4 separate regions of the Homo sapiens genome follow, and regions 2, 3 and 4 are each linked to region 1. Evidence: chromatin loops called from intact Hi-C (ENCODE). Cell type or tissue: dorsolateral prefrontal cortex. All regions are shown on one strand. Each heading gives the region's core, and the rest is flanking DNA. Links, peaks and the distances in the headings are about the cores only.

Region 1 (7,822 bases), core at 1,404-6,403:
GCTGAGAACCCCCTAAATTAGATTTGATGAAGATAACCTGACCATTATAGACCAATGTTACTCAACCTTTATTTCATTATCACCTCTCAAGGAGCCTTTTTAGACTTTTTTCCTAATCATCCCCCCATAAATATTTAATATATAGTATATCTATTTGTGTACTATATATACAATAACATCTGTGTGTTTTGTTTTTGTTTTTTTTATTTGGGGGGCTCAAAAATCCTCCTGTCTCAGTCTCTCAAGTAGCTGGGATTGCAGGTGCAGGCCACTACACGTGGCTAATTGTCTTATTTGTTTGTTAAGGGATTAGGGCTCACTATGTTGCATGAGCCACCACACCCAGCACATCTGAGTTTTATAACATTTAAAAAAAAAAAAAAAGCCCGGGCACGGTGGCTCACGCCTGTAATCCCAGCACTTTGGGAGGCCAAGGTGGGTGGATCATTTGAGGTCAGGAGTTCGAGACCAGCCTGGCCAACATGGTGAAACCCCATCTCTACTAAAAATACAAAAAAAAAAAAAAAAAAAATCAGCTGACATGGTGGCGGGCACTTGTAATCCCAGCTTCTTGGGAGGCTGAGGCAGGAGAATTGCTTGAACCGAGGAGGTGGAGGTTGCAGTGAGCCAAGACCACGCCATTGCACTCCAGCCTGGGCAACAAGAACAAAACTCCGTCTCAAAAAAAAAAAAAGGCCAATTTTTGCCTTCCATGGGGTGAAACCTCTCCCATTGAGAATGTATGATGTAGGGTTGTGCTACAGTGACAAACAACCTTAAAAAAGCAAAAGCTTACATCTCATTCACACCACATGTGCATTGGAGGTCAGCAAAGTTGCTCTGCTCTCTCCATCATTATTTTCACTTTGGCACCCAGACTGCCAGAGCAACTTCTGTCTGGAATGTTATTGGTAACCATGGCAGAGGAAAAGCAGACCATGAAAAAGCATGCTCTGGCTCTTAAAACTTCTGCCAGAGGAACCCCCAGAGCTTCCACTCACATTTCAATGGCCAAAGCAACTCACATGGTGACATCTGAGCTCAACAGGACAGGTTATTGTGATCTTTCCACATGAAGAGGAACCAGGTATCAGTGAGCAGTCTACTAGAGCCGGCAGTCTCTCAGACATGTCCACTGTGATTAAGAGACATAAACACTCCCATTGGCCAGTAAGAGCTGATCTTCTGGTTATCGTGCACCTGGCTCCAGACCAAGGTAGGGCATAACATGGCACTGGCAATGCTATTTCCTTCTGATTTGTATGCCCATCTTTCACTTAAAATTGAGGTGGAATTAAGAGGACACAGTGGCTGGGTGTGGTGGCTCATGTCTGTAATCCCAGCACTTTGGGTGGCCGAGGCAGGCGGATCATGAGGTCAGGAGACCGAGACCATCCTGGATAACACGGTGAAACCCCGTCTCCACTAAAAATACAAAAACAAAATTAGCCGGGTGTGGTGGTTGGTGCCTATAGTCCCAGCTACTCAGGAGGCTGAGGCGGGAGAATGGCGTGAACCCGGGAGGCGGAGCTTTCAGTGAGCCGAGATCGCACCACTGCACTCCAGCCTGGGCAACAGAGCCAGACTCCGTCTCAAAAAAAAAGAAGAGAGAGAGAGAGAGAACACAGTTACGGTTCTTCTAACACTGTGACAACGAGCCCAGCACTTGCATTATTAACAAGAATGTTTTTAGTAGATTCTCCTAATTAGCTCTGGGATCACATCAGGTTTTCTTTATTGGCTTTTAACCGGGTTTCATATTTCCAGTCTGAGGTTTGGGAGTGCCCATTGACTAAATTATATAGCCTGTGCAAAATTTGTTTTAACTTCAAACCTAGAAAATGCAGGTCAACATCCTGGGTTTTTGTTGTTGTTTTTGTTTATCAATAAAAGTTCTGCCAGGACTATATAAGATGTCTAAGCCTTATGAAGGCAATAGCCAGGATTTTTCCCGTTACAAACCATGATCATTGGACATATTGCCAAGCACTGTAATCCAGAATGAAGTTTGGATACAGCACGGAAAAAAAAAGTGGAAATTCATAGTTGAAATCAGGCACATCATTTAGAAGTAGCCAGGGGTCACTAAAAGAAGTAATGCTGGCTGGTCGCAGTGGCTCACGCCTGTAATCCCAACACTTTGGGAGGCCAAGGCGGGCGGATCACGAGGTCAGGAGATCGAGACCATCCTGGCTAACACGGTGAAACCCCGTCTCTATTAAAAATACAAAAAAGTAGCCGGGCATGGTGGCAGGCGCCTGTTGTCCCAGCTACTCGGGAGGCTGAGGCAGGAGAATGGTGTGAACCAGGAAGGCAGAGCTTGCAGTGAGCTGAGATCCCGCCACTGCACTCCAGCCTGGGGGACAGAGCGAGACTCCATCTCAAAAAAAAAGAAATAATGCTTGTGGAAAGTAAAGATTTAACTTAAACTGATTGACATTATGACTCAAAGTATTTAGTATGGTATTTCTCTCCATTGTTGTAATTAGGTACAACAATTCCCATTAGTTACCAAAAGACTGTCTAAACTACAAAGTTGGTCTAAGAGCTCAGCAGCTTTTAGAAAGACTCTTGATTAGAAAAAAAAAAAAAAATGCTGGTTCTTGGTCCTGTGTTCTAGGCTCTATACCCATTACTTTGAAGGACCCCAAACAGTAGATCACATCACAATAGATCCATAATAATTAGAGACGTATCTTGCAAATTCCATAATGTGTTTCCCACATTCTTCTTTCTCTGTGGTTTGTCTGGGTTTACCTTGGGAACAAAGCTTCACTCTTAGTAACTGTCCCTCACACAAACCTTTTCTGTCATAGTCCATTCCTTGCCTCTGCTTCTGCCCCTGCCCCTATCCCTGCTGCAATGATCTCAAGGATTTGAGGAGACGAAGAGTTTTCCTTTCTACAATTCCATCACTTACTACTTTCTTCAGTTCTGTCCTCTCCTAGGTCATGGAGAAGCATATTATTGAATGTCACAGAGAAGGGTCATTCTCTCAGGATCCTAAAGATGTCACCAGTAACAAACGTTTTATTCCAGTAGATATGTGATCTCACATAGAAAGTCTAAAAAGCATTCTCCTCACCATATGTCGCTAGAATTTAATGACCAAAACAGGACCATCTGTGCTTTTTATCACCTGTTCCTGCTGGAAATCTACAAGGTTGGGAAACTCAAACATGATCTCCCCAACTCTTTTTGGGGAAGGGCACTATTGAAAGATCCAGGTCTTTTCTAGTAGCCTAGAGACTTCTGGAGCCATGAGGGATACTGTGGAAACCCTTGAATTGACTGGGTCCAGTTCATTGTAAAGAGAAAATTCTGTGCATGACACAATTGGATGCACGCTTTCTCAAAACTGACCCTAGCTGTTGCAGTTCCTCCATGGAGATAGGAAATTGATAGAAGTTTTCTGGGCGGCAACCCACTGCCCTGTGCTTCATTTGGTTCTCTCCGTCCCTAACCTATTTCCTACTGTTTATCCACACAGTTACAGCTCTATCTGGTGCAGTTCTTTGTTCACTTTTGGTTTTTCTCATGACGGGAATCTGGCTTTGACCTGGCATTTCAGTACCAGGGACTGATTCAGTCACTGGGAGAATGACTTGAATATTCATAGTCGACTCTGGCAGTCACTGTCTGGCCATGGGGAGATTGTTGAAGAGTAAGCAATACTGCCGCCTTGTGGAAGACAATAGTTATATTCTTTGTGGCAGAAATGGCAACAAAGAAAAGTAACCTCTGCTTTTTTTTTTTTTTTTTTCTTTTTTTTGGAGAGGCAGTCTCACTCTTGTCCACCAGGCTGGAGTGCAATGGCACTATCTCGACTCACTGCAACCTCTACCTCCCAGGTTCAAGCAATTCTCCTGCCTCAGCCTCCCGAGTAGCTGGGATTACAGGCAACTGCCACCACGCCCAGCTAATTTTTGTATTTTGGGTAGAGACGGGGTTTCACCATGTTGGCCAGGCTGGTCTCGAACTCGTGACCTCAGGTGATCCACCCGCGTCAGCCTCCCAAAGTGCTGGGATTACAGGCATGAGCCACCGCGCCTGGCCTTAACCTGTGCTTTTCTACTTTGTACTTTTTTGAATTGTTTGAATTTTGCCATTTGCATGAATGACTCTTATTTTAAAATAAATTTAGCCCGTTAGAAAATTAATTAAATTAAATTTCAAAAAGTGAAAAAAAATCTAGGATATTTTAATATATCCTAAAAAATATTCTATTGTTTAAGTCATTTAAAGTTTGCCCTGGCTCCACCTCTAACTATCTCTGTAAGTTTAACCATTTGAATTTTTTTCTTCATTAGTAAAATGTGGGAGGTGAATTTGATGACACTTAAATTACAATTAATGCTCTATATTGTCCCATTAAACTTTTCCCAACCTTCTTTTGTCAGGTATAGTAATCAATGTGTATGTGACTCACATAATAGAAAAATGAAAACCTTTTAGTAATGAGGTTAAATCAAAACAGGGTTATTCTAACCTGATAGTTCTTAAACATAGCTGCACATTAGAATCCATCTGGGGAGCTTTAAAAATTCCACTTTCTGATCCTCACCCCAGACCAATTATATTAGACTCTCTGGGGGTGGGTCTCGGCAATAGGCATCTTTTAAAAGCTTCTCAAATGATTCCAAAGTGCAACTAAGATTGAGAATTACTGCCAGTTAAATTATTGCCTGACCTAAAAAACATCTCCTTTACAGAGCCTAAAATTCCACTACAAAATCATTGTCACTGGGGTTAATGACTGTCCTTTCTCAACTGTAAATATGCGTAAAGATTAAATTAACCAAATGCTTTGATTCAAATTAGCTTAGTAAGAGCACTTGCTTCCTAACGCCTAGCTAAGTTGAGCCTTTTGAAGAGGTTGAAAGTTTAAACAGAGTTAGAAATGGCCGAGTGTGGTGGCTCATACCTGTAATTCCAGCACTTTAGGAGGCCAAGGTGGGCGAATCACTTGAGGTCAGGAGTTTGAGACAAGCCTGGCCAACATGGTGAAACCCTGTATCTACCAAAAATACAAAAAAATTAGCCAGATCTGGTGATGTGCACCTGTAGTCCCAGCTACTGAGGAGTCTGAGGAAGGAGAATTGCTTGAACCTGGGAGATGGAGGTTGCAGAAGGCCGAGGTCGTGCCATTACACTCCAGCCTGGGCAACAAGAGCAAAATTCTGCCTCAAAAACAAAAAACAGAGTTAGAAAAAAAGACACCTCATTTTGGAGTACACTGTGTCATGAAATACTTTCAGAGAAATAAGTTCTGAATAGACTGCAAAAAGGAAAGCAACAAGCAATTAGAAACCATCATGTGGACACCAGGAATGTGAATACAGAAGAGGATGAACCTGAACACAAAGGGGCAGGAAGGTGAACCAAAGACTAATTGCAACTACTTCAAGTTTGTCTAAAAATGTTCCTTAGTCCAATTCATAATGTAAACATTCCTAATAATATCAAGTCTTTAAGGTTGTATGGAGAAGGCGTCTAGATATGTAGAGTATCTTAGTATTTTTTCTATGTATTATTTAATTGATTAAACATTTACTGTACTTACTTGTTATTTTATGTAACATATTTAATCCTTACAGCCTCATGAAGTAAACAGTATTATCTCCATTTTATAGATAAGAAAACCGAGTAGGTTTGAAGGAAATGGGATCAACTTTGCTTTGTCACACTGAAAAGAAACTTAATCATGTCTCTATTTGGTATCTGAAAGAAGAGGTGTGTGTGTGTGTGTGTGTGTGTGTGTGTGTGTGCACGCATGTGTATCTCACAGCTGTCCTGAATAATTATGCTTCATAACTAGCTATTTTCCTTAAATATCTGCTCATCTGTTCTTTCCTTTTCTTTTTTGAGATGGAGTTTCACTCTTGTTGCTCAGGCTGGAGTGCAATGGCACGATCTTGGCTCACTGCAACCTCCGTCTCCTGGGTTCAAGCGATTCTCCTGCCTCAGCCTCCTGAGTAGCTGGGACTACAAGCATGCGCCACTATGCCCGGCTAATTTTTTATATTTTTTTAGTAGAGACAGGGTTTCACCATGTTGGCCAGGCTAGTCTCGAAATCCTGGCCTCAAGTGATCCACCTACCTCGGCCCCCCAAAGTGCTGAGATTACAGGCATGAGCCATTGCACCCGGCCATGGCCTGTTTTCTTTAATCGTGCTTATTCATACCCACACACACTTCCCATTTTGATGATAAATGGCTATCTTGAAAATTTTAAAAATTACTAAGCATAAAAGTAATCTGACACAAGATTACCAAATATTACACCTAGACAGATTTTCTAACCTCACAAAAAATTAAAAGCATAACCTGTTGTTTTATGAAGTAAGGTAAGGGAGAGATTTTATTTGCATACATTGAAACATTAGCAACCAAAGCAGGAGGCAACTAATGAGAAAGAATGAGCTTCCTTTCTTGAACTGAAAGGAATGTCATTTCCACCAGTACTTAACAAGTGACGTTTATAGAGAAGTTTCCTGTAAAATGAGACTGGCAGTAGTTTTAGTTACAGTGTTTTCTTCCTGATACAGGATCTTCAGGGACCACTAGAGAAGAAATTATTATTTGCTCTGGACTTAGTGAAACCTGGAATCACAGACCTGAGGTCACTTGGAGAAGAATGCCCAGGTATTTAAAAGTGTTTGTTCCCCCTGCTACTCAGGAGGCTGGGGCAGGAGAATCGCTTGAACCTGGGAGGCGAAGGTTGCAGTGAGCTGAGATCACGCCGCTGCACTCCAGCCTGGGTGACAGAGCGAGACTCTGTCTCAAAAAAAGAAAAGTGTTTGATCCATGGCCGGGCAGGGTGGCTCACACCTGTAATCCCAGAACTTTGGGAGGCTGAGGTGGGTGGATAACCTGAGATCAGGAGTTTGAGACCGGCCTGCCCAAGATGGCAAAACTCTGTCTCTACTAAAAATACAAAAATTAGGCCAGGCGCAGTGGCTCACACCTGTAATCCCAGCACTTTGGGAGGCTGAGGTGGGCAGATCACCTGAGGTCAGGAGTTCGAAACCAGCCAGGTCAACATGGAGAAACCCTACTGAAAAAATACAAAATTAGCTGGGCATGGTAGCACATGCCTCTAATCCCAGCTACTAGGGATGGTGAGGCAGGAGAATCTCTTGAACCTGGGAGGCGGAGGTTGCGGTGAGCCAGGATGGCGCCATTGTACTACAGCCTGGGCAAAAGAGGGAAACTCTGTCTCAAAAAAAAAAAAAAAAAAGTAGCCAGGCATGGTGGCATGTGCCTGTAATCCCAGCTACTCGGGAGGCTGAGGCAGGAGAATCGCTTGAATCTGGGAGGCGGAGTTTGCAGTGAGCTGAGATCACACCACTGCATTCCAGCCTGGGTGACAGAACGAGTCTCCATCTCAAAAAAAAAAATAAAAGTGTTTGTTCCTGATGACTGTAGTGTCTTGGAGTTTATACTTATGAGCCAATTAATTTACTTCAGTTCAAAAAACATTTATTAATGACACTGGAAACAAACACTTGTACTCGACCTTGTAGGGGATGCAAATATCTAAGGGTCTAAGTTACCACAGTCTCTTGCCTGAATAATTGCAAACAACAAATAAAACCACCTCCCACCAAAATAAACAAATAACAAACTCTTGTGTCTCAGATACATTCATATTACAGCAAACATGTGCTTTTATTTTTTTATTTTTATTTTTTTGAGACAGAGTCTCACGCTGTCGCCCAGGCTGGAGTTCAGTGGCACCATCTCAGCTCACTGCAACCTTTGCCTCCCGGGTTCAAGTGATTCTCCTGCCTATTCTGTTGGCCAGGATGGTCTCTATCTC
Region 2 (7,822 bases), core at 1,286-6,285, 280 kb after region 1:
ACCAGCCTAGACAACATAGTGAGACCCACGTCTCTACAAAAAATGAATGAGCCTGGTGTTGCAAGCGTGTAGTCCCAGCTACTCGGGAGGCCGAGAGAGGAGGATCCCTTGAGGCCAGGAGTTTGAGGCGGCAGTGAGCTACAATTGTGCCACTGCATTGCAGCCTGGGCAACAAAGTGAGATCTCATTTCAATTTTAAAAGGAAGGAAAGAAAATTTATCTAGGTCAGGCACAGTGGCTCACGCTTGTAATCCCAGCACTTTGGGAGGCCAAGGCGGGCAGATACTTGAGTCCAGGAGTTTGAGACCAGCCTGACCAATATAGTGAAACCCCATCTCCACTAAAAATACAAAAATTAGCCGGGCGTGGTGGTGGGCGCCTGTAATTTCAGCTGCTTGGGAGGCTGAGGCAGGAGAATCACTTGATCCCGGGAAGTGGAGGTTGCAGTGAACCTAGATCATCTGGTGCTGAGTAAAATTACATGAAACGTAATTTGTGAGATACTAAAACATCTACTTAAAGTAAGATGCTTTATAAAAAGTTGGAGGATAAGGAGTTAAATGAACAGAGTATATATTTTTAATAATTAGATTCTACACTTACATTTGCTGATTGTAAAAAAGTAGCATGCATGTGGGTTTAACTGAAAGTTGGCAACTGCAGAACTCAAAGCCTTGCTTCTCAAACTTGAGCATGTGTCAGAATCCGAAGGGCTTCTAAAAACAGACATTGTTGCCAGGCACGGTGGCTCACTTCTGTAATCCCAGCACTTTGGGAGGCCAAGGCATGTTCCTGAGGTCAGGAGTTCGAGACCAGCCTGACCAACATGGTGAAACCCTGTCTCTACTAAAAATACAAAAATTAGCCAGACGTGATTGCTGGCGCCTGTAATCCCAGCTACTCAGGAGGCTGAGGCAGGAGAATCGTTTGAACCCAGGAGGTGGAGGTTGCGGTGAGCTGAGATCGCACCACTGCACTCCAGCCTGAGAGCGAGACTCTGTCTCAAAAAATAAAAATAAAAAAAACACAGAGATTGCTGAGACCCATCCCCTCCCCTGAGTTTCTGATCATCAGAAGTGAGGTTAACATTTGCATTTCTAACTAGTTCTCAAATGATGTTTATTCTGCTTGCTAGTCCAGGAGCTATACCTGAGAACTAGTGACTTTAGAAACTCCTACCCCAAATTGCTGTGCCACATATAGTAATATATTATAAATGTAAAATTCAACATATGAATGGGTGCTTTAGTGTTTTGGTGATTAAGGATAAAAGTATCCTTTGAAGTTTCTTTTACTATCTTGTTTCATTCAATTTCTGTTTTTTATTTTAAGGATGAAACACTAGTGCATTGTAGTCTAAATGAGCTAGAAGATGCAGCACTTACTTTTCCAGTCCTTTTCCAAGATGTCATTTATCAGGTAATTAAAATTTTTTTGATGATTTTTGGCCTGATAGGTAACATTCTGATAAAAAAAACTTTTGTATTTTTTTTGTGTGTATGTGACATTAAATGTGTTTTTCTGTAGAAGTATAATGGATTTCATCAACATTTTAATGATTTATTAACAAAATTAGCATCATGCTAGATATTACATAAAACAACATTAATTTGTTACTCCAAAAATGCTAACTTTCTTACCTTGAGATCTCAGCTAGTTTCATAATCTGTTTGCCAGCAGGTGGAGGCAGGAGCACTGACATCATAGATCCTCAAGAGGAACTTGCCAGGTTAACTCCTGGTGTTTTTGTTTTTGTTTTCCAAAAATCCAATTAATACAAAGAAAACTCATTCCTTGTTGATCATTTTATTTCCTATAGTAGTAATGTGGTCTGTGAAAATTACACTTTAGTACATCTCTTTTATAATTAATCTTAGAATTCCAGGACACTCTTCTAGTTATTGTTTTACTTAGGGCATTTTAGTTTGAGCATTTCTCTCTCATCTGTGCTGATGGACAGGTAACAGTGCAAAATACAAATATCATTAACATTTCACTGTGGATTATGTGTGCTGGCCATAGTTTTTACTTTAAGGTTTTTCCATTATTATAAGATTGAGTTAATAATATAAGTGAATACACTTTGAAAATTGCAAAGTACGTTTCTGTTTTGGAGGTTGTTATTTAACTAGCATTATTTGCATTATATAATAGTTGAAAGATTGGGAATCGAAAAGTTTGTTGTCTGTCAAGAGGGAGCCAGCCTAAAGATTAACTTAGTAAAGTCACAGAGTGCTTGCCATGTGGATGATGAAAATGTGTTTGGTTGTTTATGTGCTCTTAAAGGCAGTTAGAATGTGGTTATAGTTTTCTTGGCAGATAATAGTTGATGTCTCACAGAAACCGTGAAATTTAAGAGTTAAATAGAAGTTTGTGGTTCATGGCTACTTTAACCTACTTTGTCTAGTAATGAGTTGTAAGAGGATTTATTTTAGTTGTCAGTTCTAGTTTTAACCTAGGGTAGGTATTGTAGCTATGGCAATAAATATTTGAATACTGAATTCACTTTTTATGTAAGCTGATTTTAGTCCTGATGTATAATCGGGGGTAAGCAAAATGTACATAAAATTAAAAGATTTAAAGATTTTTCTGTTCCCTTTCAAAACTGATGATTATTTGGTTTAAGGCAAGTATTTTTCTTAAGACCTTTTTTATCAAATTTGTTGTTCTTGTTTAGTGGACTTTAAGGACAGGAGTCCTTGTGGCAGATGTAAATAGTATAGTGATATCTTAGTTTTCTCTTTTAAGCTCGATAACCTTGTTGGGGTTTTTCTTTGTTTTTTGCTTTTGGGTGTTTTTCGTGATTGCATTTGAAAAAAATGGCTTTAAGGCTTTGAATTTGGAAAGGAAAGCTATTAATTGAAAAATATAGATAAACAATGATTTTGAGATGACTTCTTAAGCTTCTAGGTTTGAAATTGAAATTTATTTCTTACAGATGGTTTTTGTTCTGTTTATGTAATTCTTAGTAGTGAATAAGAAACTTAAGTAGGTAAATTTGATTCTTCCCTTTCATGAGCGTTTCTCTTCAGTATGATCATAAAATTGAATTTTTTTCTTACTGCTTCTACCATTTCTGCTTTAACTCTCTTTTTAAAGTTCTTATTATTTCATGTGGATCTGGATAGTTGTCTTATTTTGAATAAAAAGCTTCTAGCAGCATATATGACTAATTAAAATACTGTATGTATGTACTGCATCTACCTCTGTGGAATTCAGACAACTCTTTTTCTTATGTATTCTGAGTTACACTTTCTGAAACTGAAAAATAAATGATCTAGCCTAAATGAGAGCACAGAGCAGGTAGTTTGAACCTTATAAGCTATAGAGATGATTGCACTTTAATACGATTTAGTTACCATATCACAGACAGAGTTTAGTTACTTTTTAGTAAATTTTTGAGGATATCCGTAGTTAATATTGGGTACATTCCCTTGGATTTCTTATTTTGGCATAGCCATTCTGTCTTTTAAAAAATAAATGAAGAAATCTTTGGGTTAGGGTTCCCCCAGTTTTCAGACCAGCAAGCTCCCTTTAAACAGGGAATGATGTCTTTTAAACTTTCAGTGGTGTTGTCTCCATCTACTGGCAAAGAAGAAATATACACAAGGGTCTGAGATGATCTAAGAGATATTGGAGAAACCACATTATTAGGTAAGATGTAACTTAAATCTTTAACCACTGTACTATGATGTGGCCCACTTAAAGGTAGAAATCTGTAAAGTACTGCATATACTCTTATTTTTTAAAAAATTTATTGAGGTGAAATTTACATGACAAAATTAACCATTTTTAAATGAACAGTTCCATAGCGTGTATCTGTATTATTCTTGAATGTTAGTTTTATAGCATTTACATATATATGTATATATATTTTATATGTAAAGATCAAATTTTTCATCTGAAAGCCAGATGGAGTGTCCTCTTGGGACTTATTTTACGTTTTTTTTCTTTCTGTGGTATATTTGTTATGGTTGACCTATAACTAATTTTAACTCTACATGTTATTTCTGTTTCATTTCAAAATAATTTAATTGTATTATATATGTTTTAATAATTGTCTATATCAGGGGTTGGCAACCTTTTTCTATAAAGGGCCAGTTGTAAATATTTTAGGTTTTGTGGTCCCTGTCATGACTGCTTTTTGTGCTATTGCAGCATGAAAGTAGCCATGGACAATACATAAATGAAAAAGCATGACTGTGTCCCAGTACAACGTTATATACAAAAATCAGTGGCAGGCTGCATTTGGCCACCATAGTTTGCTGATTCCTGGTCTAATAATTATGAGAGTATATACAGTAAATTTACATATTCAAATTGTAAGTAGAAGTAAGTAATCAAATGTTCATCAAAATTCTTGTAAATGTATGTAGAAAATTTAAATTAGATCCACAGTAATCTGGTTGTGGGCCTTTAAAGTTTTTTTAAAATCAAAGTTTGAGGGAACTTTGAGGTGGCCACTACTCACATTTAAAGATTGCCTGACTTAATGATACGTACTCTTCTTTTGGTTGATATGTAGGAATAAACTTGGTTAATGCAAGTCTTAGAATTTGTAAGCAGGTAGATTATTGTAAATTAGTACCTTGAGGTGTAATTTGAATTTCATTTCTCTAGGGGATTAAAAAAAAACCTGAAAGATCTATCTCAAATTAAAATTTGATGTATGTTACTACTGACACTATGTGGACTAGACAGAGTATAGTTTGTATATGGATAAAAAGTCATTTGAAAGAACCGACTTGTTAAACGTGAGGAAATGGCACTCATATAGGCAAAATTACAGGCTTTTTGTTTGAATGGGTCTATTTTTCTTAAATTGGTTTTTTTTTTACATTGTTTTATAATCAGTTATTAAGAAAACATGTATTCATAAAATGGTACAAATGCATTTGATATCTGGAAAAACAAGTGCATGATCACTTTTATTGCACATGTTTAATCTTTATATTTAGCCTATATTGGCACTTTGTCAGGAAATCCATCTCGTGGTGTTACTCAGTTAAGAGGTCTCCACTGTATTTAGTTTCTGTTCCTGCAGATCCACCAATTCAAGACTCTAGGTCATCTCACTCCCTCTTCCATCCCGAAGATGACTTCTATCCACAAGCAGGAGTGAATCAAAAGACATTTTTCACTTAGCTCTTGAGCTGAACCACCTCCTCAATGACCTTCCTCTGTCTCCATCAAGAACTGGAGCTCAGTTTTTTGAAGATGTAATAGAACTACTCAGCCCAAATGTGGCTGATTGAAGACAAAAAGAAGATACCTCATATGTTTCACCACAGTGCAGCCAAACGTAACTGTGTTGTCCAACTCCTCATTCTGTAAAGCTTGGCAGGGGCATCTGATTTTTGACTCTGTTCACCAATAAGACTTTAGCCAGTCAGTGGCTTTCTGAAGATCAGTAAAATCAACAAACTTTGGGTCAGCTGTCCAGAAATCAGATTGTGGTAAGCACTCAAGGACAGATAGGATCCCTGTAGGGAGCTACTTGTAAAAGATGCTTTGTTTTATTAGTAGAGGTTGCTTTTATGGGAAAAGTTGGGGGAAGAGGTGGATGGGGAAGGCCACGGTTAGCAAAGCTTACCCGCGTCCCCATTCTTTCAGTTTTCTTGGGAATCTTACAGCTTAGGATAATTTTCATATCACAGAACAAGAGAAGTAGAACCAGGTGCAGTGGCTCACGCCTGTAATCCCAGCACTTTGGGAGGCGGAGATGGGCAGATCACCTGAGGCCAGGAGTTCAGGACCACCCTGGCCAACATGGCAAAACCCTATCTCCACAAAAAAATAAAAAAAATTAGCCGGGCGTGGTGGCAGGTGCCTGTAATCCCAGCTACTCAGGAGGCTGAGGCAGGAAAATCACTTGAACCCAGGAGGCGGAGGTTGCAGTGAGCCAAGATTGCGCCACTGCACTCCAGCCTGGGCGACAAAGCGAGTCTCCATCTCAAAAAAGAAAAGAAAGAACAAGAGAAGTAGAGGGTCAGTTGCTTCTGTCTCCTCTTTACAGTCTTTTCTAGAAAAGTCAGCTTTATTTTTGCTTCATGAAGGAAAGAAACCAATCATTTAAATTTATAATTTTGTAGTAAATACCTAATTTTTTTCTCAAGTTCTGGCTTAAATTGATACTAACCAACATGCACATTGTTCTTGAGATTCATCTACAAAAGTAGCCTAAAAAAAACTTTTGAGGCCGGGGCAGTGGCTTGCTTGTAATCCCTGCACTGGGAGGCTGAGGTGAGAGGAATGCTTGAGCCTGGGAGTTTGAGACCGGCCTGGGCAAGATAGTGTGAGATCCTGTCCCTTCCAAAAAAAAAAAATTAGCCGGGCATGGTGGGGAGCACCTATAGTCCCAGCTACTCGATAGGCTGAGGCAGGAGGATTGCTTGAGCCAGGAGGCTGAGAAATCAGACAACCATTTCAGGGTCATAGTTGCATAGTATAGAGGATAAAACTAATATTTTAGCTTGTAGGGAACAATAATTCAATAATTAATTGTAGATGAATATTAAAAATACTACTTTAGAATAATTTTAAAGTCACTTTCCCATCCTTATTAGTATGTTTAGTTATTGGTACTAATTTTTTCATCATAATTATTCATTATTAATTGGCTAAAAAAAGGAAAAGATACAAATGAAACCAATAGTTCTCTATTTCTCAAAAATATGGAAAAATATATTTTATGGGGATTCTTTGTCTAAAATGTATCTTTCAAAATTAGGAGCAATTCATTAAAATAAAATAGAGGCCAGGTGTGGTGGCTCATGCCTGTAATGATAGCACTTTGGGAGCCCTAGGTGGGTGGATGGCTTGAGCTCAGGAGTTCAAGACCAGCCTGGGCAATGTAGTGAGACCTTGTCTCCACAAAAAATGCAAAAATAGGTGGCACACACCTCTAGTCCCAGCTACTTGGGAAGCTGAGGTGGGAAGATCACCGGAACCCCGAGAGCTTCAGGCCCTAGTGAGCTGTGATCACGCCACTGCACTCCACCCTGGGTGACAGAGAGCCAGTCTCAAAAAGAAAAAAAAGAAGGAGAAAAAACATACGGGCCAGCCATGGTGGCTCACACCTCTAATCCCAGCACTTTGGGAGGCTGAGGCAGGTGGATCACCTGAGGTCAGAGAGTTCGAGACCAGCCTAAACAACATGGTGAAACCCTGTCTCTACTAAAAAAAAGAAATTAGCTGGGCGTGGTGGCAGGTGCCTGTAATCTCAGCTACTCGGGAGGCTGAGACGGGAGAATTGCTTGAACCCGGGAGGGAGAGGTTGCAGTGAGCCGAAATCGCACCATTGCACTCTAGGCTGGGCAACAGAGCGAGACTCTGTCTCCCAAAAAAAAAAAAAAAGAAAAGAAAAGAAAACATACTATGTGGAAAGTTCTTATTTAATGGCTATAAATTTAGAAGGTGTGACAGTTGATTACATTAAATTGGAGGCTTCATTTCCTTTGAAGTTTAGAGTTTGAGTTTAAAGGTAACATTTTTGTTTTACTAAAATGGCCATTGTTTTGACTAAACTTTTATTAATGTAAATACATCAAGTTTTTTAACATATGCAAATATATGTACATACAATATAATGGCCAATTTTTCCCTGATGAAAATTATGCTTCATTGGTAACTTTTTTTTTTTTTTTTTTTTTTGAGACAGAGTCTCAATCTGTTGCCCAGGCTGGAGTGCAATGGCGCTATCTTGGCTCACCACAATCTCTGCCTCCCAGGTTCAAGAAATTCTCCTGCCTCAGCCTCCCGAATAACTAGGATTATAGGCACGTGCTACTGAGGCCGGCTAATTTTTGTATTTTTAGTAGAG
Region 3 (7,822 bases), core at 1,368-6,367, 320 kb before region 1:
GAGCAATTTATGGAGGGGTTTAAACTGCATCTGTTACACAGAGGGCATTGTTTGGAAGTTTTGCTAATGTGTAAATATCCAAATGTCAATTCTCTGGTATAACAGGCATGAATGTGTTTTCTGACAGTGTGGCCCCAAGAACACAGGGGTTACTTTGCAGCAGGCTGTGCTAGTGGATAGGGAACTGTGGGGTAGGGAAGATGACCAGGGTTTCTGAATATCAGGATGTTCTCAAGGTTCATAACTCCTAGGCAAGAATAAATCACCATCTTCTCACCAAGGGACCAAAGGACACTGCTTTGTCCCTATGTCACTGTGCTCATTCATTCCTGGTTTTTTTTTTTTTTTTGAGACAGAGTCTCGCTCTGTCACCCAGGCTGGAGTGCAATGGCATGATCTCAGCTCACTGCAACCTCCACTTCCCGAGTTCATGCGATTCTCCTGCCTCAGCCTCTTGAGTAGCTGGGATTACAGTCATGTGTCACCATGTCTGGCTAGCTTTTTATATTTTTAGTAGAGACAGGGTTTCATCATGTTGTCCAGGATGGTCTTGAACTCCTGACCTTGTGATCCGCCCACCTTGGCCTCCCAAAGTGCTGGGATAACAGGTGTGAGCCACTGCGCCCGGCATTCCTATTTGTTATGCGCTATACACTGTGTCTTCAAAAATTCATATGTTGACATTGTAACCCTCAGTACCTCAGAATGTGACCTTCTTTGAAGACAGGATCTTTACAGAGGTAATTAAGTTAAACTGAGGTCATTAGGATGGGCCCTAATCCAATATGACTGGTGTCTTTGGAGAAATCTGGACAGAGACATGTACAGAGGGAAGAAAGCGTGAAGACACAGGCAGATGACAGCCATCCACAGGCCAAGGAGAGGGGCCTGGAAAGGATCCTTCTCTCAAAGCCCACAGGAAGAACCAACCCTGCTGACACCTTATCTCAGATCTCCAGCCTCCAGAACTGTGAGACAATAGACTTCTGTTCTTTAAGCCACCCAGTCTGTGATACTTGTTACAGAAACCCTAGGAACTAATATACTATTCTTTTAATTTTTGCTTGAAGCTTAGTATCCCCTCTCCAGTTAGGAAGAAAAGGTTGATGTCTTCCTGTTCCTGGCTGATACTGCTTCCTTCAGATCAGCTTGCCAGTTGGTTTTACTGGTGATACTGGACCCTCTCCAGTAATGGAAAGAGAGAGGCAGAAATGTGGAGAAACTGAGGTAGAGACCAGGAGTGTCAAAGCAACAGGGACAGGAGGTAACGTGAAGGGCCACAGCCACAGAGAGAGACTGGAAGGGGCCATGGGTCTGCACAGGCCTCGGCAGTGACTGGCTGCCCCCGCTCATCTCCAAAATGCCAGATGTGCATGAGTAATTACAGAGGTTTTCTCTGGGCAGCCTCCCCGGCTGGTTCTCGTCTATCCCTCACAGGCGCATAATGGCATTAAATGTGACTCCACTGCAGTTCCGTGCAGTGACTTATGCCACTGCAGTCAATAAAACCCACTCTCGGAAAGAAACTAGATTACAGGTCAGGAAAGGGTGGGCAGGCACTGAGCCGCCTCTGATCGTTCTCTGTGGGGGGCCTTCCATATCCCTCCTCTCTTCATTTCTACCAAATTACCCATTGCGGGGCCCTAGCTTTGGATTTGTTATTTAGATTGACTTTGCCTCGGTTCCTCTGACATTGATGTGGCACCACAAAATTATGTAGCATGTGATCCAGAGGAGTTTTCAAAGCAGGCATTTTCTCTGATATCTCACTGAAAGTGCCAGCCATGTAAACGTTGAAGGGGGCCTCTGAGCGCAGGCATGGGGGCTCTTGCTCCTGATGCCTTCTAGAGGAGGAAAGGTCATGCAGTCTCCAACCAGGGGGTCTTACCTTACATGGGTGAGGATCCACTCCATATGTTTCCAATGTCTGTGCTTTTCTTAAGAAGTTCAGCTCTGATGTTGCTGGTGTTTGACCACTGGAATAAAGAAGATGAGATGATTTCAAGGTGTCTTGTTCCCACAGGTTCCCCTGAGGTAAACTCTCTATGAAGATGTGCTTAGGATGAGCCACACATCTCAGTTTGTCTAGGGTGTGCTCCCTGCTTGGTTCTAGGACCAACTTCGAGACTCCTGCTAGAGTCTCTGACTGTCTTCAAACGTTTTCAGAGTGAGGCAGGCTACATAATGAATTACTTGGGCTGAGTGTAAACAATGGGGAGTGGTGGGGACTGTGGCAGCACCATCTTAACTCTGAGATTCCCATCACTGAGAATGCAGGGCCCACTACTTGGGAGGCTGAGGTGGGAGGTGGGAGGATTGCTTGAGCCCAGGAGTGCGAGGTTTCAGTGAGCTATGGTCACAGCCCTACACTCCACCCTGAGTGACAGAATGAGACCCTGTCTCAAAAAAAAAAAAAAAAGAATGCAAGGCTTAGCTAGATATTGTGATTTTAAAAGAAAAGTCAGAGATACTGATTTTTATGTGGTATTTCACAATTTAAAATACTATGGGGTAAAACAAAATACATCTGTAGGCTGGAAGCAGGTCATAGGCTTCTCATATGTGATCTGTTCTAGACTGAAATATAAAGAAGGGGCTCATATAGCTTGCTGGTGCCACCCAGCCCTCTTCCTTTGCCAAAAGGAAACACAGGAAATTAGGGTGAGGAGAGGCAGGAGACAGTGCTGAGCTCCCATGCTCCACAACAGCTGTCTGTCCATAGGGTGATGACCAGGAAAATGAAAGATGCTGAAAAAGGCAGAGATCAGCTCCGGCTCCAGGCCATCTGAAGGGGCCTTTGGCATCACCCCTTCCCACTGCCTCTTTAGCAGGTGTGTTGATGGGCTCATTGCAGACCCAGTGGCAGAATAACCATCAGGCTCTTGCCTGGGTCCAGAGCCCTGCAAAGCAGATATACTTCTACAGATACAGGTTTGGCTTCAGTGAGGAGGGGTGGGCAGCTTGTGAAGTCAACATCTCTGATGGCTGGTGGACAGGACTGCACGTTGCTCGTTTCTAAGCTTATCATTTGCCTCAGGTGATATGGCCAGGCAGGAAGATAAGCTGACCCCAGGCCAGATTCCCCCTAGTGTCCCTCTGGAGAGGCATTAGTCAGGCAGCACCTTTATGTGCCAGCCTCTGTGCTACTTGCTGGAAAATATATGAAGAAACACAGTATACAGTCTGTGCTCTCAAAAGCCCATATCACAGTTGCATAAAGGAAGCATGGATGTATTTTTACATTATGAAGACGAGGCAGGACCTATGGAAAAAGTACCTGTGGAAGGGGGTATTGCTGTGAATAAAGACTTCTGCATCCACTAGTGTACCTGAGGCACAGGGAAGGTAAGTTAGGAAAATATCTGTGTGGCAAGCAAAGGGCTGGCTAGAGCACAGCTTCCCTTTCCAGGGAGTGTCCTCTGTCTGCAGGGGGAGTGGGCCCTGTGGGCTCCATTTACCCTTGGAGTTGGCCCAAACCTCCAGGGTCCTCAAAGCGGGCATCATTTCCTGGGGGATCCCCTGCTTTGAACTAGGTTTCTGGAGGGCTGTCCCTACTATTCTGATGTCTCCTAAAGCCCTCCAGGCAGTTCCAGCACATCCCTGATCTCTTTGAAGGAACCATGAGGCCCCTGCCCCCAACACCACAGGCCCGTGTTTATTCTGATTTTTACCACAAGGGGTCGCTATTCCCTAACAGAGTGACTTGAGGAGCCATGGGGTCCTGCACCTGGGAAGGCACACCGAGGGAGAGGGGCGGGAAGCATCTAAGATTCCATTTGTTCGGTGTCGCCATTCCGCTGGGAGGGTCAGGAACCCCTCCTGCCACAAGGCATGGGCAGAGGGGTCTGTTTACAAAGGCTAAGGAGGCTTTGGGTTATATTTGTTGGTAAAATCATTGAGTGAAGGGTTTCTGGGGGGCCTGTGGTCGGGGAAGGAACAAGTTGAAGCTTAGTATTAGCATTAGAAATATCCAGCTCTGCTCCCTGTTGCCAGGCATAGTCTTTCCTCGGAACAGTAGATACACAAACCTTTTAAAATATTTTTTTAAAGCTGTAATGTATTATAATGACAACATAACTTTTTTTTATTTTTAATTTTTTGAGACAGGGTCTCGCTCTGTGGCCCAGGCTGGCATGGAGTGGTGCAATTCCAGCTCACTGCAACCTCCACCTCCCAGGTTCAAGTAATTCTCATGCCTCAGACTCCTGAGTAGCTGGGATACAAGCGTGTGCCACCACATCTGGCTTTTTTATTTATTTACTTTCATTTTTAGTAGAGACAGGGTTTTCGCCATGTTGCCCAGGCTGGTCTCGAACTTCTGACCTCAGGTGATCTGCCCTCCTCCGCCTCCCAAAGTGCTGGGATTACAGGTGTGAGCCACTGCGCTTGGCCAACACTGCATTCTATATCCTTTTTCCTCATAGTTTGTCAGTTTGGGGAATCTGTGCCGTAACCAAATGGAGCCCAAACACCCTATTGTTGCTTTTTAAAATCAGGCTTTGTAGAAAATCCTACTTCATGTGGGTGAAAAGCTGCATTAATGCTGTTTTATGGTATTCAGCATATTCTGGGCAAAGTAAGAGAAGCTGAGAAAGATGAGGCTCCAAACTTGAAGCCACGTCTCCTCCACTTCTCTCTGTGCAAAGTCGGGGACTCCAGGTAGGGTATGGGGGGGGCCTGAGTCAGGCGGGGCTGAGGACATACTTCTGAACCAGAGTGCTCCCAAGGCACCCTCAGCATTTATGAATCAGCCCTGCGCACTCCATCCTCCACTGAGAAGCCACCTGTCACACTGTCACAGACTAAGAGCAGAAGCCTGCCCTTTTTCACATCCTCACTCAACCTCTCCTTTTTTTTTTTTTTTTTTTGAGATGGAGTCTCGCTCTGTCACCCAGGCTAGAGTGCAATGGCGCAACCTCAGCTCACTGCAACCTCTGCCTCCTGGGTTCAAGCGATTCTCCCGCCTCAGCCTCCGGAGTAGTTGGGATTACAGGCACCTGCCATCATGCCTGGCTAATTTTTGTATTTTTAGTAGAGATGGGTTTTCACCATGTTGGCCAGGCTGGTCTTGAACTCCTGGCCTCACGTGATCCACCTGCCTCGACCTCCCAAAGTGCTGGGATTACAGCCGTAAGCCACCGCGCCTGGCCTTTTTCTTTCATCTTTTTTATCTTATGCAATTTCCTTTATCTTTTCCTTTTCCCCAGTTCATGCTTTCCTCTGTATCTTCATTAAATATCATAGTGAGGCAGATGCCTTTCAAAGGCCAATCCCTCTCTGTTTCCCCTATAACACAACTTCTCCCTTGTCTTTAAGCTTCAGGCTAAATCGCTTTTCTTGGAGAGGGAGCCTACAGGGCTTGTGGCTGTGACTTGTGCTGTCAGTGTATCACTGACAATGGTACATCCGCGGTCAGGAAGGCTGGGGAGCATCACTCTGTGTCAGTAAACAGTCTGCGAGAACAGAGGACACGGCGTGGAGCCTGCGTGCTCAGGCTGTGGAGAAGCCACAATGTTCTGGGCCTGATTAAGTGCCACGTACCTCAGTTCCGTCTTGTGAATCTCAGCAATTTTCCTTTCCAGCTTCTCTGAATGTTTAGGGAAAAACTGGAACTTGGAGCTGTAGCCTTCAGGGTGTTTCCCTGAGTCATAATCCCCAATCTCCGCTTTCAAAAGGAAGGTGGAAGAAAACAATTGTGGAGACAGGTAAATCATCATTGACAAAGCAACAAGAGATTAGCACACAGAGCAAAAGCCAAAATACACATCAGATTTATAAGAAACAGTGGATTCTGAGCACGGCTGTGGGCTGGGCAGAGGGCAGGCCCTTCAGGAGCATGTCCACCTTTGTTTTTCCAGGTGCACACACTGGGTTGGCATTCAAGTCTATGCAGAGAGACAGAGAGCTGACCTTGTGTTCTGAGGTCACCACAAGTAAATTTACAATGAAAGAGCAGAGGCCTGCACTATGGTCCTCATCCATTCCGCCATGAGAAGATGGTCTGGGAGCAATGGTCTTTGTGGCAGCACAGGAAGTGGTGAGCTTGATCAGAAAGGGAGATCCTCTTGGGCCTCAGCCAGATCATAAGTCTAAATCCTAGTTTGAGGATGTTAGCAGGGACACAGTAAATTGATGAATGAGCTGCGATCCAAATTCAGAACTCAACCCTCAGTTCAAATCAAATCAAATTAATAAATTTGAATAAATATTCATTAAGGGCTGACCAGGTGCCAGGTTCCTTCGAGAGGCCTACAGAGTGGGAAGCCTGGCTGTAACTAGAAAGTATCGTTGAGTTCAGAAGCATCAAGTTCTTTTTTTTTGTTTGTTTGTTTTTAGACGGAGTCTCACTCTGTAGCCCAGGCTGGAGTGCAGTGGTGCGATCTTGGCTCACTGCAAGCTCCGACTCCTGGGTTCACGCCATTCTCCTGCCTCAGCCTCCCGCGTAGCTGGGACTACAGGCGCCTGCCACCTCGCCCGGCTGATTTTTTGTATTTTTAGTAGAGACGGGGTTTCACCGTGTTAGCCAGGATGGTCTCGATCTCCTGACCTCGTGATCCGCCCGCCTTGGCCTCCCAAAGTGCTGGGATTACAGGCGTGAGCCACCGCACCCGGCCGAGAAGCATCAAGTTCTAAGGCTCATTTCTCAAGTCCCTGCCAGGTGTGAGCCTTTCTCCTCCAGCTATTCAGAGAGAGTTTATCTCTAAACCTGGTAAGATCTCAGGGCAGTAAACTTTAGGAGGGCAGAAGACCCACGGTACTTTCCACACCCAGGTCAGAATCCAGCTTTTTCCACGTGAAGCTCTCCACAGGGAGGATGGTGGGTAGGACAAAAGAAAGAGGAGGGGCCAGCTACTCTGTGGGTGCCCTTTTTCCTTCCCAGGTGAGAGCCACAACCACTTCAGATGTGAAGTCTTGAGGGAGGAGAAATATTAAGAGGAAAAGGTGCCCTCCTCCCATGGCTGAATATTGTACTTGGGACTTGTACTTTTTCACTACAAACCTACTCACTGTATCTTCCAAATTACTTGGGAACTTCTACTGTTAGCAAGAGACCCAAGTCTGAAGTCTGGGGTGACCTTGAGCCTTGCAGTCTTTTTTCTTTTGAGACAGGGTCTCACTGTCATGCACGCTGGAGTGCAGTGGCATGATCATAGCTCACTGTAGCCTCGACCTCCTGGACTGAAGTGATCCGCCCACCTCAGCCTATAGCTGAGACTACAGGTGCACACCCCAGGCCTAGCTTTTTTTTTTTTTTTTGAGACAGAGTCTGGCTCTGTCACCAGGCTGGAGTGCAGTAGCGCGATCTCAGCTCACTGCAGACTCCGCCTCCCAGGTTGAAGCTTCCCAAGTAGCTGGGACTACAGGCATGTGCCACCACGCCCAGCTAATTTTTGTATTTTTAGGAGAGACGGGGTTTCACCATGTTGGCCAGGATGGCTTCGATCTCTTGACCTCATGATCTGCCTGTCTCGGCCTCCCAAAGTTCTGGGGTTACAGGCGTGAGCCACCGTGCCAGGCCTAATTTTTAAATTTTTTGTAGAGATGGGGTTTCACTCTGTTGCCCAGGCTGGTCTCGAACTCCTGGGCTCAAGTGATCTTCCACCTCGGCCTTCCAAAGTGCTGGGATAACAGTTGTGAGCCACTGTGCCTGGCCCAGAGTCATTTATATTGATTTTATTTAGAAAGTTCCAAATGGAAAACATCAATGTTGGACGTCAAGTACTTTTTTGAAGGAAAATGAATGATTGGGTAAAACTGTAGAAAAGACTAGAGTTTAAGACTCGACTTAGGTCAGGCCAGGCTTTCTCTTTAAAAATAAAAG
Region 4 (7,822 bases), core at 1,607-6,606, 350 kb before region 1:
AATAAATGTTAGCAAATTCTTGATGTTCCTCACTTTTGTGGTTTCTTTTGCCATTGTGGCTTCATAAACAGTGCTATTTATATTCAGTTATACTTTATAGAGTTATATCTTCAGGCAGTGCAGGAAGGAAGGAGAATGAGTAGGGACTTTTTTTTTTTTTTATTGGTGATAAGCTTTCTAATGGAGTAATTGTTTAAATCTAGACAGCACATAAAAGAAAATTGTCTCCCTTGGGACATTCTTACACTGTAATCTGTAGTGAAAGGTACTTCTCCCACAGACTTGCCTACAGCTGTGTGGCTTCTGTAATTATGTGTGTATTATGATTGCCTCCTTCGGGATAAGCCTTTTCTGTAAGTTTGGCCTTTATGATATCTCTTAAGCTCTGAATTCCGCTTGAGTTTTTTTTTTTTTTTTTTTTTAAGATACCCAGGCTTTTGTTATGTAACTTTTAAGGAAGGAGCAGACAATTCTCATTTTTGGTTGTCAGAGACTTTGTCAGACTAGGAGAGACCACAAATGATTAGGAATTAATAGAATCTGAGTTGCTTAAGTCCTATTTTAGTATTCTGGTCTTTGAGCTTCCTTTCCACCAAGAAGATTTTGCAAGGGGAGTTCTCCAGGAAAACAGGGAGCCTTAGGGCTATGGATACAAGGATTTAAATCCTTTCAGCTAATGTACAGTACATGGGGTAGGGTGGGGGAGAAGACACACATGCCTTCTGAATCAATCTGAGAAGAGGAAATATATGCCCTCTAACTTCAGATTCCAAAAACTTCAATGTCCTATTGGGCGGTCCTTTCTGACTTAGTACATTTCCCCCTGCTTTTTAGTAGGGTGTTGATGGCTAGAAATAACAAGACAGCAGATTGTATTTTGACTTATTTGGCTGTAAATACTTGGATTTTCAAATGAAAAGGTAGAATTTATGAGGAAGATAACATTTAGTACACTTACACGGAGCTGAAGAACAAAACATTTTATGATACATTTTCCCCAAAATGGAAACTGGGCAAGAGGAAATTTATTAAAAGGGTGCTTTGCTTGTTTTACTCCATTCCATCAGCAGGTCGTAGGGGTCTGAAGAGGAAGCCTGTTCATGAGCTAAAACCAAAAGTGTGTTCAGGTGCAGAGGAGCTAGATTGTGCTAGAGGAACCCAAAGCAGAGGGAGTAGGGACTAGAGTCCTACAGGGGTGTGTGCACAGGTAGTTCTTGATAAGCTGTCAGCAGAAGGGAGGCTGCTGTGAATCGGCAGGGCCACGGGAAGCCACCCAGGTCCAGTGTTTCTTGTGCTTTTTACTCTTTGGATCACTTCAAGCAAAATCTTATGTCATAAAAACAAAAAATTCCGCTGGGGATAGGGTGCTAGATAGCATTTTTTAGGTAGTGGGTACCTCTGAAATTTGGAGGTAACATAGCCTGATTGGTGTTTAGGAGGATGATCTGGCAACAGAAATGGGAGAGTGGAGGGCAGGCAGAATTGAAAAGACAAAGATTAGGTAAGAAGCTAGCACAGTGGACCAAGCCCCCATTATCACCTCTTATCCTCATGGAATTTAGAAGACCATTTCCAATTCCGTAGCCACAGAGTGATGGTTACATAATCAGATGAGATAATGCTATAGGGATATATTTTGTAAATATGTGGTGGTGGTATCATTGTAGTTCCTTCTTAGAAAGTATTTTCTGTGCTCCCACTTACTCCAGGCTTGAGTAAGAACAGCAGACCAGAAGGTGGACAATCTGGGTTCTAGTTTGGACTCTACCACTATGTAATCTTGGGAAAATCACTTAGTCTTCTTGGTTTTCCTCATCAGAAAAATACCCAATTCACTTTAAAATTATTACATATATAGCTTCTCAGTTTTTTTTTTTTTTTTTTTTTTTGATGTGGAGTCTTGCTCTGTCACCCAGGCTGGAGTGTAGTGGTGTGATCTCAGCTCACTGCAACCTCCGCCTCCCAGGTTCAAGCGATTCTCCTACCTTAGCCTCCTGAGTAGCTGGAATTATAGGCGCCCGCCACCACACCTGGCTAATTTTTGTATTTTTAGTAGAGACGGGGGTTTCACCACGTTGGTCGGGCTGGTCTTGAACTCCTGACCTCGTGATCCTCCCGACTTGGCCTCCCAAAGGGCTGGGATTACAGGCGTGAGCCACTGTGCCTGGCCGCTTCTCAGTTTCTAACAGTATTTATCTGGGGGTAAGGACAAGGATAATAGGTGGATACAAGCAAAATAATTATGTTATATGATCCAAGTGAATAGTAGTCAGCTGTGTAAATCCCACCAGTATCCTTTTATCTATGTGTTAGTAACTTTAAGGGAGGAAAAGTAAGACAGGCTATTATTAAAGAAAGAGCCCACTCTTCCATGATATTTAAATATTTATTTAAGTTTAAAAATAATCTTCATGGCACCAATGATTTTATGCTAACTACATACTGCATATGTAGAAAAAAGTACATTGCTTTGAAGGAAAATGTAACTTAAGAGTTTTTGGCACACAGAAGGTTAACAACTATATATTTTTAAATGTATCTAAGAAATTCACATTTGCAGGTAGTTTACCCTCTACTGCTTAAAGATGCAGTATGCTATTCTTTAGTAAGAGTTTTATTTCCTGATAGATGAAGCTATGAAAACCATTGCTTTTTCTACAATGAGATAAACTAATTTTGAGAGAAAATGAGAGACATGTTAGAACACAGTATAACCAGGTTAAAAACTTGAACAATTTTTAAAGGTGGAGATATACCAAAAAAGACTAGTCACCAATCAAAGGAGGTTTATTATTCAAGCACTATTTGAAAAGCAAACTGAAGGAAACTTTTCTATCCATATTTTCTGGGATGAGCCCTGGAAAAAAACAACCCTAAAGTTTCTGTTTACAGAGCAAAATTTAGCTGTTAGAAATGGCATAGACTACTGTACTGTTAGAACTCTAGACACAAGGAACATACTAGGATATGGAATACTGCATCTGTCTCTAATGTGAATATGAAAGGTCAGAGTTGAGGCTATCACTCACTGCATAGAAACACCAGATTCTACAAACTGAGGTAGGAGCACTACACTAAAAGGTAATCTTCTATGTTGCATAAGACAGTAGATACCAGGTGGACACCAGCCCCCTGTCTCCTGACAGCCTTTTCATCTCTGGGTCTACTTTTCACGTTAGTCCTGTGCTAAATAAAGCCTTTGCTATGTAGATGACAAGTGGCAGTGGCTAGTTGATTTTAACTGACCCCTAATCTCTACTAGGATCTCCTTCGGTTTGTATTGTCACTCGATAAATAGATGTTTATAATTCTGCCTAAATTGTTGCTGGTATGAAAATGGTCAGAGAAGCCCTCTTCCCTTCTTAGATTCCAGCTGTGTTTTAGCATTCCAGTATTTGATCTTGCCCATTTGGCATCAGACATCTCTTTGCTGGTTAGTTGTTCAAGCACCCTTTAAACAAGCAACCCTAGTGCCTCCACTGGGAAGAGGTCCCAGATCTTTGATACATGTCAGGCATGGAAACAGAGCTGACTGACCCTCTTCTGCTAACATACTGGTAAGGATCAGTTTTATTGTCTAGAGCAGGATTGGCGTATTATGGCCTGTAGGCTAAATTCAGCTCACTGTTTTCATAAAGTTTTATTGGAACACAGCCATGTTCCTTCATTTACAAATTATCTGTGGCTGTTTTTGTGCTGTGATGGCAGAATTGAGCAGTTGTGACACAGTATGGCGTGCTAAACCAAAATATTTACTGTGTAGCACTTGACATAAGTTGATTGACCTCTGGTCCAGATGAAAGGATGTCTTTAAAATTATGCAAATCTCTCCCTAAGAACCCCAATTATTCCACAGTTGTCATATTGTAAACATGGACATGGTTCTACCATCTCGGGGGACAAAATAGGGGAGGTCAAGTCTACAAGTGACTTGTTCTGTTCTGCGTTTGGGGCTGTCCAATTAGGGTATCAGCAGCTGCTCTACTTTTGTGTGGGTCCAGGAATATGTCCATTGACCACCCTTAAATAAGCCCTCAAGCCCCAGATGACTTAGAAATCTCTCCCTGAGATGAAAACAGGATCTTGTGTGTGATTGGTTTTAGAGTTGAAGAGCTTGGGCCTAGGATCCCACACTCGCCCTTCATATGCCTGTGCTGCGTGCTTCGAGGACTTCCCTCTGCAAGGATGGTGATGCTTTCCTAGAACTTATGCAGAGGATGACCCTAGGGGGCAGCATTTCTACATCTAAGTGTTGGTCTCTGCCACGGTCACATTCTGTGTTTTGTAGGCATCTCTTAGAAATCTATTTTAAAAGATTCTTTTCCTGGTCCCTTCTAAGGCTGTTGATCTTGGAATTCTATTTTCTGAAGCTTTTCATTCTCAGGATCAGTTTCTTTCTTGCATCGTTTAGTTCATCAGGCTCTATTTTCTTAATCCATAAAGTAAAAACAAAATATGAATTGTTAAGAAAATAACATTTCGTTGTTAAAATATAAATTGAAATAGTCTTTGGGTCAAGGGGGTGTATATAAAATAAGCACTGCTATCCAAATCTCAACAGTCTCTCAGGTAACTTAACTCTGCTTTCTCTTAACTACACTTTGTCCAACATTTCTGACAGAACTATCTATCTCTGGTACCACTGAATTCGTTTAACGCCCCTGGAGCACTATAAAAGTCTTGAGGTTCTTCGGAAAAAAAAAATCACGTTAAGTCTAGTTTCATTATACAAAACTATGGTGATGCCCACTAGGCTCTAGACTAAGGGGACAGACTTACCCCACCCCTGATGCTGCTGTTGCTGTAGCGGTGGTCCCTTCAGATGCCCACTCTGCTCAGATTTGAAAAAACAAAAGGAAAAGAAAATCCAACTCAGACCATCATAAGAAGCAACTTTCCATTTAATCATTCTACATGGATGTTTACTTTTTTAAAAGTTCTGGCTGGCAAAAAAAACAAACAAAAAACTAAACAGTCCCCATTGTCCAGATCCCTGGCCTGCCCTGCTGAGGCTGCAGTGATGAGTCTACTGGAACCCAGTGGCACCAGCAGGAAAAGCTCCTGCAGAATACAGAGGACAGCAGCTCTCTAGTTTTCAACTAGTGTCCCCTCTGCTAGGTGATACTACTGCAATAATCAGTAATAGTAAAATAAATTATTTTTATTTGATACTTCAAAATAATATACATCTATGAAAAATCAAAATTCAAAACCAAAAATTATCCTGCAAATTGGAAAGATGAGAAACAGAGTCGCTGAGCCTTTCTTGAAATAACTTCTGAAGAAAATGAGTTTTCCCAGTTTGTTTAGACAGGGCATGAGCCTATCCCTTTCTTCTTCTGGGAAACACCCTCCTAGGCTGCAGTGGACTTTGAGTCATGAGAGGAGGACTTGGTATATGTGCCGATGGTTCCGCGATGGGTCCCATTGCTGGGAATGGGTAGCCGGGTTCCTTGGTCCACCTGGCTAGTTTTTGGGAGGAGTCATGCCTTCTCAGGTGTCAATGAGCAGGCTCACCACTGAGCGGATTTTGCAGGCAAACCATCGCCTGAGGGGACAAAAGTATTGATAGTGGAATTGTTCAAACTCGGGGGTCTGGCGGATATCACGGAAAAAGGCAATGTCAAGGTCAGACTCGGTAAGGATGATCAGGAGGAGGAGCAAAACAAAGAGGAGTCCCATGGTCACAAGGAGCAAACGGAGGACACTTAGAACAAACTTATTCACCTGTTCCTCCTCGGGCCCGCTGTGCCCCTGACACAGGGCCCTCAGCTCTCCCCCAAGGGCCTCCACCTCTGTAGCAGTTGGGGTGCTGGCTTCAGATTCCTTCTCCTCCTCAATGCTGCAGGTGGCTCCATTGATCTGCCGGGAAAGCAACATCAGCTCCAGGCTGTGCTCAGCCACAGGGGTGGGCAGCACGCTGTCTGCAGGGCTGTAGGCCTCGTCTGCAATCACAGCTACTCGCTCATTGCTATCTGTCCGGCTGCTTCTCACGTGAGGCAGGAAGGTGTCCCCATGGGAAGTGGAACGCACTGGTGTGGAATGGGCACTGTCCCGTAAGGACTCTAGGCCTAGAAAGGCAAAAGGAACATGAGTAGGCTGTGTCCCAATGCACCCTTTGCTTTCCAGTAGCACCCATTGTGTTTTATTGGGTACCATTCTGCACACCCACATGACCAGCAGCAGTAGCCACTGCACTCTATTTTGATATATCGAGAAGACGACAGGCCGGGTATGGTGGCTTACACCTGTCATCTCAGCACTTTGGGAGGCCGAGATGGGTGGATCGCTTGAGGTCAGGAGTTCCAGACCAGCCTGGCCAACGTGGTGAAACCCCATCTCAACTAAAAATACAAAAATCAGCCGGGCCTGGTGGCACATGCCTGTAATCCCAGTTACTTGGTGGGCTGAGGCAGGAGAATCGCTTGAACCCGGGAGGCGGAGGTTGCAGTGAGCTGAGATCGCACTATTACACTCCATCCTCGGCAACAGAGTGAGTAAGATTCCATCTTAAAAAAAAGAAAAAGGCTGGGCGTGGTGCCTCATGCCTGTAATCCCAGCACTTTGGGAGGCCAAGGCGGGCGGATCATGAGGTAAGGAGTTCGAGACCAGCCTGGCCAACATGGTGAAACCCCGTCTGTACTAAAAATACAAAAATCAGCCACGTGTGGTGGCGGGCATCTGTAATCCCAGCTACTCAGGAGGGGAGGCAGGAGAACTGCTTGAACTTGGGAGGCAGAGGTTATAGTTAGCAGAGATCGTGCCACTGCACTCCAGCCTGGGTGACAGAGCAAGACTCTGCCTCGGGGCGAGGAGGAAGCCAGGTGTGGTAGTGCATGCCTGTTGTCCCAGCTACTTTGTAGGGGGGCAGATTGCTTGAGCCTGGGAGGTCAAAGCTGCAGTAAACCAAGATCACACCACTGCATTCCAACCTGAGCAACAGAGAAAGACTGTCTCAAAAAAAAAAAAAAAATATATATATATATATATATATATATATATGTATGTATGAAACAAGAGAAGGCACAGAAATCACAGTGGCCATTTTAGAAGAGTTTTTCTTTGCTTTTTGCTTACGGTTTTGGCCTAGTTTGTGTGTGTTTTGAGATGGAGTCTTACTCTGTCGCCCAGGTTGGAATGCAGTGGTGCAATCTCAGCTCACTACAACTTCTGCCTCCCGGGTTCCAGCGATTCTTGTGTCTCAGCCTTCTGAGTAGCTGGGAATACAGGTGTCTGCCACCACACCCAGCTAATTTTTTTATTTTGAGTAGAGACGGGGTTTTGCCATTTTGGCCAGGCTGGTCTAGAACTCCTGGCCTCCCAAAGTGCTGGGATTATAGGTGTGAGCCACCGCACCCAGCCCCTAATTTGTTAAAGATTCTGCCTTTCTTGCCTTTGGTGTCCTGGGCCTAGTTTTTTTTTTTTTTTTTTTTTTTCTTTCAGTCTTTCATATGATTTTATTTTCTTCCTTCAACCATAATAATATGATATCCAAATTTTGTCTTAACTGCTGGGTCTGTAAACACAGGCTTATCCATCACACTTATAGGCAAGGCAAATGCTGCTTCTTGAAATGGTCCCACCATGGACCCTCTGGTCATCCAACCCAAGACGCCCCCTTGCCTGGCTTTATCTTCACTATATTGTGTGGCCACTTCATTGAATCTCATCCCAGACTTTAACTTTTCCATGGCTTCCATGATTTTGCCATGTTTTTCCCATAGAATGTGTCTGACCTTTACTGCATTGCCACCACCTTTGGGACCTTGAGCCTTCTTGTCAGCACTGTCACTCCCAGAGGCTGCACCCCCTTTCCCCGCTT

The links. Hi-C counts contacts between places; a loop is a spot of excess contacts. Peaks named below come from ENCODE experiments on the same cell type or tissue, not always from the same donor. Only the 100,000 strongest peaks of a DNase experiment are listed, where the experiment ranks them.
Region 2: a loop joins it to region 1, with 2.9 times the contacts of the local background. A loop is called at or near these places in 20 of 110 quality-filtered maps.
Region 3: a loop joins it to region 1, with 4 times the contacts of the local background. A loop is called at or near these places in 70 of 110 quality-filtered maps.
Region 4: it touches region 1 in a loop (4-fold over the local background); 20 of 110 quality-filtered maps call a loop at or near these places.

What each region holds. Positions count from the first base shown.
Region 1 is chr15:44,216,202-44,224,023 of GRCh38, forward strand. No RefSeq gene overlaps it. Among named protein-coding and RNA genes, the nearest start is that of FRMD5, 25 kb to the left of the region's middle. In dorsolateral prefrontal cortex, for the core only: CTCF peaks have their summits at 3,676 (motif pointing left) and 3,878; DNase peaks (open chromatin) are centred at 3,630 and 4,022; H3K4me3 peaks cover 736 bases; H3K27ac peaks cover 1,681 bases.
Region 2 is chr15:44,498,395-44,506,216 of GRCh38, forward strand. It overlaps CTDSPL2 (CTD small phosphatase like 2), which reads left to right. Exons shown (of 13, transcript NM_016396.3): 8 at 1,333-1,419. Among named protein-coding and RNA genes, the nearest start is that of EIF3J-DT, 35 kb to the right of the region's middle. In dorsolateral prefrontal cortex, for the core only: a CTCF peak has its summit at 3,584 (motif pointing left); no DNase peak of the experiment used is centred there.
Region 3 is chr15:43,900,287-43,908,108 of GRCh38, forward strand. It overlaps FRMD5 (FERM domain containing 5), which reads right to left. Exons shown (of 14, transcript NM_032892.5): 6 at 5,542-5,665; 7 at 1,889-1,976. Among named protein-coding and RNA genes, the nearest start is that of WDR76, 77 kb to the left of the region's middle. In dorsolateral prefrontal cortex, for the core only: CTCF peaks have their summits at 3,689 (motif pointing right) and 3,889; a DNase peak (open chromatin) is centred at 3,685; H3K27ac peaks cover 4,152 bases.
Region 4 is chr15:43,868,392-43,876,213 of GRCh38, forward strand. FRMD5 (FERM domain containing 5) reads right to left here. Exons shown (of 14, transcript NM_032892.5): 14 at 2,373-6,071. The coding sequence ends at 5,494. WDR76 (WD repeat domain 76) reads left to right here. Exons shown (of 13, transcript NM_024908.4): 13 at 1-21. It also overlaps the pseudogene PIN4P1. Among named protein-coding and RNA genes, the nearest start is that of WDR76, 45 kb to the left of the region's middle. In dorsolateral prefrontal cortex, for the core only: CTCF peaks have their summits at 4,242 (motif pointing right) and 4,451; a DNase peak (open chromatin) is centred at 4,200; H3K27ac peaks cover 2,729 bases.